Regions from separate parts of the Mus musculus genome. Here region 2 is linked to region 1. Evidence: chromatin contacts called from ENCODE Hi-C or POLR2A ChIA-PET data. All regions are on one chromosome and are shown on one strand. Each heading gives the region's core, a stretch centred on a gene start or an enhancer-like site at or near the end of the contact. The rest is flanking DNA. Distances are from core to core; before and after follow the strand shown.

Evidence for each region. A loop is a pair of places that touch in the nucleus more often than their neighbours do. ChIA-PET counts read pairs that join two places held with the same protein, here RNA polymerase II (POLR2A).
Region 2: a map of left cerebral cortex shows a loop between it and region 1 (5-fold over the local background). The contact joins the promoter of Zfhx2 here to the enhancer-like site in region 1. A Hi-C loop is called at or near these places in 3 of 37 maps with a recorded cell type or tissue (all left cerebral cortex). POLR2A ChIA-PET finds 5 or more read pairs at or near these places in 5 of 5 experiments (Patski and embryonic stem cell).

The regions. Positions count from the first base shown.
Region 1 is chr14:55,051,938-55,056,225 of GRCm38, forward strand. No RefSeq gene overlaps it. Among named protein-coding and RNA genes, the nearest start is that of Zfhx2, 38 kb to the right of the region's middle. Within about 2 kb of position 1,923, at least 1 of the 3 ENCODE cell types and tissues checked has a DNase peak (open chromatin) inside an H3K27ac peak, as active enhancers do; it is left cerebral cortex, where a contact is called at or near this core.
Region 2 is chr14:55,090,189-55,094,476 of GRCm38, forward strand. It overlaps Zfhx2 (zinc finger homeobox 2), which reads right to left and starts at 1,860. Exons shown (of 10, transcript NM_001039198.1): 1 at 1,820-1,860.

The sequences.
Region 1 (4,288 bases), core at 673-3,172:
TTCTTCCTTCCTTTTTTTTCCCTTTGTATTATTTTTTTGGTTTTTCAAGACAGGGTTTCTCTGTCTTGGCTGTCCTGGAATTTGCTCTGTAATCCAAGCTGGCCTTGAACTCAGAGATTCTCCTGCCTCTGCCTCCCAAGTGCTGAGTGGCACATGCCACCACCGTGCATCCTTTTCTTTCCTTTGTTATATTACATTTATTTATGCGTGTGTGCATGCGCACATGCACATGGGCACATATGTTGTGGTGTACACATGGAGGCCAAAGGACACTTGCTGGGGTCCATTCTCTCCTATCACCCCATGGTTCTCAGAGACTGAACCCTTCTTGTTCTGTTTGGCAGCAAGCACATTTATCCACTGAGCTATGCCACTGTCAGAGTCCCTTGTGCGAGGCTCTGAGCTGGCCTGTGGTTGGGACAGAGGTTAGTGTGTTGACAATGGGTGTCATCTCACTTGTGTAGGAAGGAGTGTCATTCACTTGCATCTCCGTGTCTAACACCCCATCTCCATGCCAGTCCCTCTACCTGCAGCTCTGCCCTGTCTTCACCACCTTGCCTTCTTTCTCCTTCATCCCTCCTTTGGGTTCCTCCTGTCTCCTCTGTTCTAAGCAGACAGGCTCCCTCTCTGCCTCCAGATCTCCCCTTGCCTTTCCATTCCCTCTGCCCCCAGCCTGGCAGCCTGCCCTGTAGGAATGTTAATTAGCATTCACGATTTAATTAATTCAGTAGCTAATTAATGATTGGGGACTGGAGGTGGGGAGCCAGGATGCTGGGAGGGGTGTGGGGGGTGCGAGCTGAAGGTGGCAGAGAGAAGTAGCCAAGGCTGCAGAAGGCATCGCAGATGGCAGTGTGGTGGTTGGCACGGTGCCCACTGCCATGGATGCAAGCACACTTGCACGCACGCACACGTACACACACAAAACCGGAAAGGGTGATCGAGGAATAAAATCAAAAGCGGGGCGAGAAGGATGCAGGGGCCCTAGGAACCAGGGCTGAGGGGCTGGGGTGGGGACCAGGGCTGGGGGGCTGGGGGGGCTGGGGGTGGGGAGGACTCTAGATCTATTTGAATCTACTCCGGAAGTGGAAGAGTACGAAAAAAAAAAGAAAGAAAGAAAGAAAGAAAGAAAGAAAGAAAGAAAGAAAGAAAGAAAGAAAGAAAGAAAGAAAGAAAGAAAGAAAGAAACAACCAGAGGCGCAGAAAGAAGAAAGCTCTCCCGGTACCCCACCCCACCCCCGCCCCACCCCAGCCACCCCTCCTCCCTGGCATGGGATTCATGGGCACCAGCTGAGGACAGGGTCCCCTCCCTCTGCCTGCCACATAAATATTGGCACCGAGGACCTAGACTCTGAAGAACAGGGCATTCCAAAGAAAATAGTTTTCATTTTAAGTTGCCTTTTAATGTATATATATATATGTGTGTGTGTGTGTGTGTGTGTGTGTATATATACATACACATATTTATAAAATGTACATATATATATATACATATATATATATATATATATATATATTTAAATTGCACCTGTTTTGGCATGAGGGTGAAGGCGAGTGAAAGAAGGTGACCGAGCCAGAAGGAGAGAGCACAGATGACTTGGTGATGGTATGGTATGGTGAGTTGTGGGGAGAAAGACGGGGGTGGTACAGAGGTTGGGATGGGTGGAATGAGGACTCTGTCTTCCTCTTTTCATTTCACTATGGATGAAGGAGAAAGAGAGAAAAAGAGAAAGAGAAAGAGAGAAAGGGGGTGGGGAGAGAAGCGAGACAGATGGCAGAGTGGAGAGGCGGCAGCCAGTGCCGGCACTGCCCAGCTTGGGCGGACCCAGCTTCCCCCGCCTGCCAGCTCTCCAAATGCCACCCTTCCCCCATCTTCCCCTCTCCCCATCCCCCCAGCTTGGCACTGATCTCAGGGAGAGAGAGGGAGGGAGGCTGGGCAAAGAGCATCTGTTCCCTCCATTCTCCTAGCTCCATCGGCTGCCAACCTAAGGCCATCGCCTGCCTCCATCACCCCTTCGCCTGCCTGCCTACCACCCAATCCCAAATGGGTGCTGGATCAGGTGCCGAATCTGGCTGCCTCCTCGGGTACCAGTCACTGCGTTGCTGTGTGTCTGCCACCGCTGCCTGGCACTCATGGGGCCGTGTGTGTATGTGTGTGTGTGCGCGCGCATGTACATGTACGCATACGCATGTGTTGTATGTGAGCCTCCTGGGCATGGGTGGGGGTTGGCATTGTGGTTGCCACTGTAGCATCCAACTAGAAGGACAGAAGGATGGAGTGGAATAAAGAGGGAGAAGCGCGGGGCCTCGGAGGGGAGAAGAGGGTGCACGAGTTGCTTCATGCTGTATGGTTGCAGGCATTGGCACTGCAGCTGCCACCCTTGTGCCCATGGAGATGGGAGGGGACAAGTGGAGGGGGCAGCGACAGGAGTCCTTGTGCTCTGGGGGGAAGATGCGGCACACAAGAGCTGTTGGCATCACAACTGTAGGCTTGTGCCAGGTCTGGGGTTACAGGAACTAAGGGGACGAGGAGGTAGAGAGGAAGGAAGGACTGGCTGCTGATGCCGCTGCCCCCCTAGGGCTCTGAGAAGTGTGTGGAGAAGGAAGGAGTTACCTCTGCTCCTGTCTGAGAGTGGAGAGAGTAGATGGGGAAGTGCCAGGAAAAACTGGAAGGGGTAGGAGGAGGGACTGTGCCACTACTACCCAGGGAGGACTCGTCTGGGCTGGCCGTGGGGCCTTTTTGTGAGAGAACACTGAAGAAGACAACAGGGAAAGTGGTGCTGCCCATGGAGCCTGGCATGGCTGTGGTGTTGTGTGGATTGGGAAGGGTGACAGTGACCCTCTCAATGTGGTTGGGAAGGCTGTCCTGCCAGGAGTTAGATAGTGAAGATGAAGGGTGTTTCATTTGGGAGAATAGACTGTTTTTTTTTTTTTTTTTCCCTGCCAGGTCCTCCTTCTCATCACTTCTTAGGCATGGAGAGATGAAGGACAGATGGAGTACCGCACAAGGATACAATGGAGGAAGCAGGCCATGACTAAGACCCCAAGGATGAAGAATGGAGAGCCCTGACCGTCCTCCTGGCCTCCAGTCATTTCCCCACTGAAGATGGCCGTACCCTCTAGCCTGGTCTGTATGTCCCCAGCATTGCAGGTGTTGGGGGAGGGAAGGGGCTGCGTGTGAAGCTGAGCTGTGAAACGGGAAGGGTCCCCTTTTGTGGATCCTGTTTGTACTGTCCACTCTTACAAGTGTGGCTGATTTTTTTCTCCCTGGTGCCTCCCTCTCCTCCCCCGCCTTTCTTTTGCCTCCCCCCTTTCATCATCACCATCTGGGTCCTTCTGCTTGGCACCCAACCAAGTAGATGCCGCCACACTTGGCAGTGTTGTGCTGGCATGTGACCAGTGACTCAGATTCTGGCACTGCGGCAAACCCAAAGCCTCGAAAGTTGCTCATGATACCGCTTGGCGGCAATGAGGGAGAGGGGTCATGGGCACATGCGCTGGGTGGAGCTCCGTGTTGTAAAGTGGCACATGACGCTGCCCTTCACAGAGGGAATAAAGCCAGTATTCACTAGAACATCTCCCCTCTGCTCTTCTCCAAACTGGACCCTCAACTCCTCCCTTGACTAATTCCAATAAGGGGGTTGAGTGGGCACCACACTGTTTGAGCAGCCATGCAAAAGCCATCTAGAGTAAGGAGGGATAAGGACGCCATTCACAGCCACAGTGGGCGTGTACTTCTCTCTGCAGTTAGGGCAGAAAGACACCAGAGTGTGAAAAAGGCCTGGGGAAAGGCTTGGCAGCTATGCTGCCCCTTGGGCTTCACTGGTAGGGAGTGGGCTAGGCCTTACATATGTATTTCCTGCTCTCTCATGGTTGAGATGAATTGGTTCCTTGTCCTTTTGTTTAAAACGGTCCTAGAAGGATAAGAGGCACTCTAGAAGTGGAGAGAGGTGTGGTGGTGGTGGTGGCGGGAAGACAAAGGCATCTGGGACTTATACAAAGACGCTAAGAGTTTATGTTTAGAGATTTCTCAATGGCACACCAAATAGGACTGGATTAATTTCTGTCTTTGAAATCTACTCTTGGAAGGGAGGACCATGGCCCAACAATGGCAGTGGGAGAGAAGATGACTCTGTGGAGGACACTCTCCGTTATCTGTGATGACATACACCAGCCCCCGAACAATTTAACCTCAAGCTGCCCTCTGCAAGACTTCGGTAGCACTGGACTTCCCTCATTCCTGGTAGGCAGAGGTTGTTAGCCATCAGCCTGGAAGATCTGAAGGAAAATT
Region 2 (4,288 bases), core at 610-3,109, 38 kb after region 1:
CCTCATCTTTCTATCCGTCTAAGCTGCTGTGGTCTGGAAAAACAATGATGGATTTAAACCCACGGATAAACTCTCCAATCCATTATCCACCTTTACCATTCTTTAGACGGAATGAGCACAGCCCTTGCACAAGATAGGTTTTCTGAGAATAATAAAGCCTGTCTCATAAAGAATGTTACTGAATCCAAAGAGAAGAATACCAGGATCCCATGAGGAAAATGAGCTAAAAAGTGAAGAAAAAGCCACGGGGTGACCTGGTAGGGTGGAGCTTGGAGTCCTAGAGAGCATCCCCTTACAGAATTAAAGTTGACAGTTAGCTGGGGCACTGATGGGGGAAGAGTTGTCTGACCCTGGAAGACCATTAAATTGATTTCTTGGCCTGCTTATGAGCCTCCACAAAACATAACCGCTACCTCTCACCCAGCCCTTTGCTTGTGACATCTTCTCCTTGGGTTAAAATGCTGGATGACAGGATAAAGGATAAACAAACAAGCAAACAAAACCCTCAGCAACTTTGGTTGACTAAGGAGGAAAGGAAACAAAGATGGAGAATATGCAAGGAGAATATTCCATATCAGATAAAAGGATATGGAAACAGGGTGAAATAAACTGGTGAGATAATAAATGTATATACAATGGCAGAGTGGGGGAAGGGAGGAAAATTAAGTCAGCATGGATGAGGTTGGCGATGGAAAGCCCCTGGAAAAGCAGAGGACACACTGGAGACCCAAAGTCTCCAAACAAGGGGATCAACAATGTCAGAAGTTCCGAGGCTTTCCTGCCCAGGGTGAATAGCAGGCTGTTGTGCCCACGTTGAAAGGGCACTAGGGTCTTCAGGGGGAGGCACATCGGCTCCATGCCCCCACTTCTCAGGTCCCTGACCCCAGACTACCACAATCATGGCTGATAAGCAAACTCCAAAGTAGCTGAAAAGGCCACAGTTGTACAGACAGACCCTGAGGGAGAGCAGTGGATGGCCAGTCAGGCAGTCTAGGCGTGACACACAGGGACAGGGGTACTCGGAAAGGATCACTCGGATGAGAGGTGTCACTGTCACAGAACTGGATATAGATGGGGTGGGGAGCCAAGTGAAAAATGGCACAACCACAGATCAGTGGGGGCGCAGGCACAGTGAGAAGCGTGGTCCAGAGCTCAAAAAATGAGAGCGGATGGAGAGTCCGGGTGGCAGGAGAAGCAGGGCAGGCATGCTTCGCCGCCAATGGGGCTCCCCTCACCTACTTCAGGCAAAAATGAACATTAAAGATATACACTCCCCCTCCCACACGGCACCCCGGCGCGCTAGCCCATCCATCAGCCCTTCCGCCCGGGTTTCTCCCCCATCTCTCAGCCAGCTGAGATCCTATGCGCTGCAGGCCCCTCCAGGCTGATAGCTCAGAGCCCTCGCACTCACCCGGCCTCCCTTTCCCTCCAGGAACCCCGCTCCCGGTAGAGCTCGGCGCGGTACGTCTAGGCTCTCGCTGCCCTCTGTCCGGCTGGCCCTATCTTTCCCTTCTCCGTTTCTTCCACCTCTGCCTCTTCCCCATCCCCACTCGCGCGCCCTTTCTCCCCAGTACTCCTGTCCCCTTCTCCCCGGCTGTCTGTCCGTCTGAGTCCCCTCCCCCAGCCTCTTCCCGTCCCTCTCCGTCCCCATCCAGTAGCAATCTCCCAGCGCCTCCTCTCTTCTCGATCTCGAGATTCGGAAGAGCATGGAAGGGAAGGAGAGTGAGAGGCAGAGAAGAGGGGGGAAAAAAGAAAAAAGAAAAAAAAAGAAAAAAAAAAAACACACCAACCCAGCAGCATCGGAAATCGATGCACTTACACCTCAGCTGGAAGCAGGGACGGGAGTCGAACCGCGGCCGCCAAGCAGCGCGAGGCGGGGAGGGGAGGGGGCGGCTCTTGGAAGGGACTTCTCCGATGTGTTGATTCCTTTTTTGCCCCTCCTCCTCCCTCCCTTCAGCGCTCGCTCCGGGGCGTCAGGGACGGAGATGGAAAAATAAATAAATTCACGGCGGTGAGGGAAGTGAAAGAAAATAATCAATGCTATTTGGCTGCGGCTGAAGTGTTTTCCCGGCTTCGTGAGTGGGTTTCCATTGATTCACCCTGGGCACTGGCTTGCTCCCTGTCTCCTCCTCCTCCTCCTCGCCCTCCTCCTTCAAGCCCTCACTCCTCCGCCTCATTCACTGGCTGGAGCCAAGGCGTCCCACACAATGGAATAATCAATACCCAGGCGCCCGGGGCAGCCCCACTGAGCAGGTGCAGCGACCCGCCCGCCGCAATGCATACTGGGAATTGTAGTCTATAGGTGTCCGCCCTCTATAGACAGCTAGCGGAGTCAACCGGTGTCCCAGGACGCAGGGACCTGGGTGGGGGCCAAGATCTCAGGGCGGGGCAGACCGTCCATATCCACAGGCTTCTTCCTTGACTCAGGCAGTAGGTCTACCCTATGCCTGCAAAAAGGGCAGGTCCCTTAAAACTCTTGTTCCCTCCTCTTTATCCTGCTTACAGAAGTGTGTTTTATTTTTATTTAAAAAATTTTTTTTCGAGACAGGGCTTCTATGGGTAGCTTTGGCTGTCTAGAACTCGTTTTATAGACTAGATTTCTGCCTCTACCTCCCAAGTGCTGGGTGTTGTTTTATTTTAAAGCACTATTGCTTCGCAGAGCCTTCAGGAGGTTCATCCCTATTTCACTCCCTTCTTCTAGTCTTATCGTCCCCCCCCCCCCCGTTTGATTACTAGAACATTCTGTTTCATAGCAGTTTCATAGTGTTTCTCTCAGTGTTGTTGTGTTCTTAACTCAGTGTTGGGAAGGGAGATGGGAGGCTTTGGTTCCTTCTCCTTAACAGCTCATCAGTGTTTTATATTCTAAATTTTAAGATTCTGAAGCGAAGCTGCGCGTGGTGGCACACGCCTTTGATCTAGCACTTGGGAGGCAGAGGCAGGTGGGTCTCTGAGTTTGAGGCCAACCTGGTCTACAGAATGAGTTCTAGGACAACCAGAGCTACACAGAGAAACCCTGTCTTAGAAAAAAAAAAAAGATTGTAAAGCAGAGTATACAGGACTTTATTTTATATTTTATATTAGAGGAAAATAAGGTTTCCCAGCTCAAGATTGCATGGCCGATAAGTAATAGTCCCATGATGTAAACCCTCAGTGGTCTCCAGAGCCCAAGCTTGCTGCGTGGCATATTTTCTTATGAAACCAATATTTTGAGTTTCTACCATGTAACAGTAAATAAAGTTTGTAACTGGTTCTTCAATCCTCATATAACTGAAGCGGGAGAGGGTGGTTGTACCATGGCCAGGAGCAAGTGGGTCTACAAAAGAGGACGGACGGGTGAGGTTTGGGCTAATGAGAAGAGATGGGGTCTCGGACTTGTTCCCTCCCCACTCAGATCCTTGGCTTTACTTTTCAGTCTTGTTGAAGCACTGGTATTTTCTGTGTTCTATAAGATCCAACCCATAGACCAGAAGCAGGAGTTTGTTTAATGCCTTCCTAAGCTCAAAATGCCATGTCTGTAAGTGCCAAGTTCCCATGATGCTCCCTGCCTGTCTCACTCTTGGCCCAGGAGGGGCTGTAAGTCAGTCTGTAGCTCAGGCTCTCCGCAAGCTGTCACCTCTTGCCTCAGCTTCCCCGATGGTGGGAAACCAGCAGCAGCACAGCACTCTGCCTGTCTACTGCTCGTACTCCCAACAATGCCACCTCCGCGACTGTTGAACTGAGTCTGCCACTCACTCATGGCTTTTCAACCCGCCACTCAATTGCACTTCAAGCCATCGTCAGCTTAGATACTGGCTAGGTGCTGTAGCTAGTTTCTGGGCTTTTACCCAGGCGGTTATTCCCACCTAGGTCTCCAGAAATCCCACCATATTCATTCATTCATTCATTCATTCATTCATTCATTCTCTCTCATACACTCTCATGTACCAGTATTTTGTCTGTAGTACAGTACAGGAGGATGCCAGAAGAGGGCGTAAGAACCCCGCTGTAACTGGAGTTAAAGAGGTTGCCACCTGCGCTTTAAGTGCTGGGAAGGTAATCCCAGCTCTGTAAGCACAGCAAGTGTACTTAAGTGCTGAGCATCCATCACTCCAGCTGTCCCATTACATCTCTAATTCACATTCAAAACATCACTTCCTCCATTGACAGAAAGTTTCCCATTTATCCTCTCGAAAATCCCAGGATAGAGGTAAGGGCATGGCAGCTCACACAGGTAACCCAGCACTCACTCGAAGAGGAATGAGGAGTTCCAGGTCAAATTGGGTTACATGAGATCCTTGTGTCAAAACAA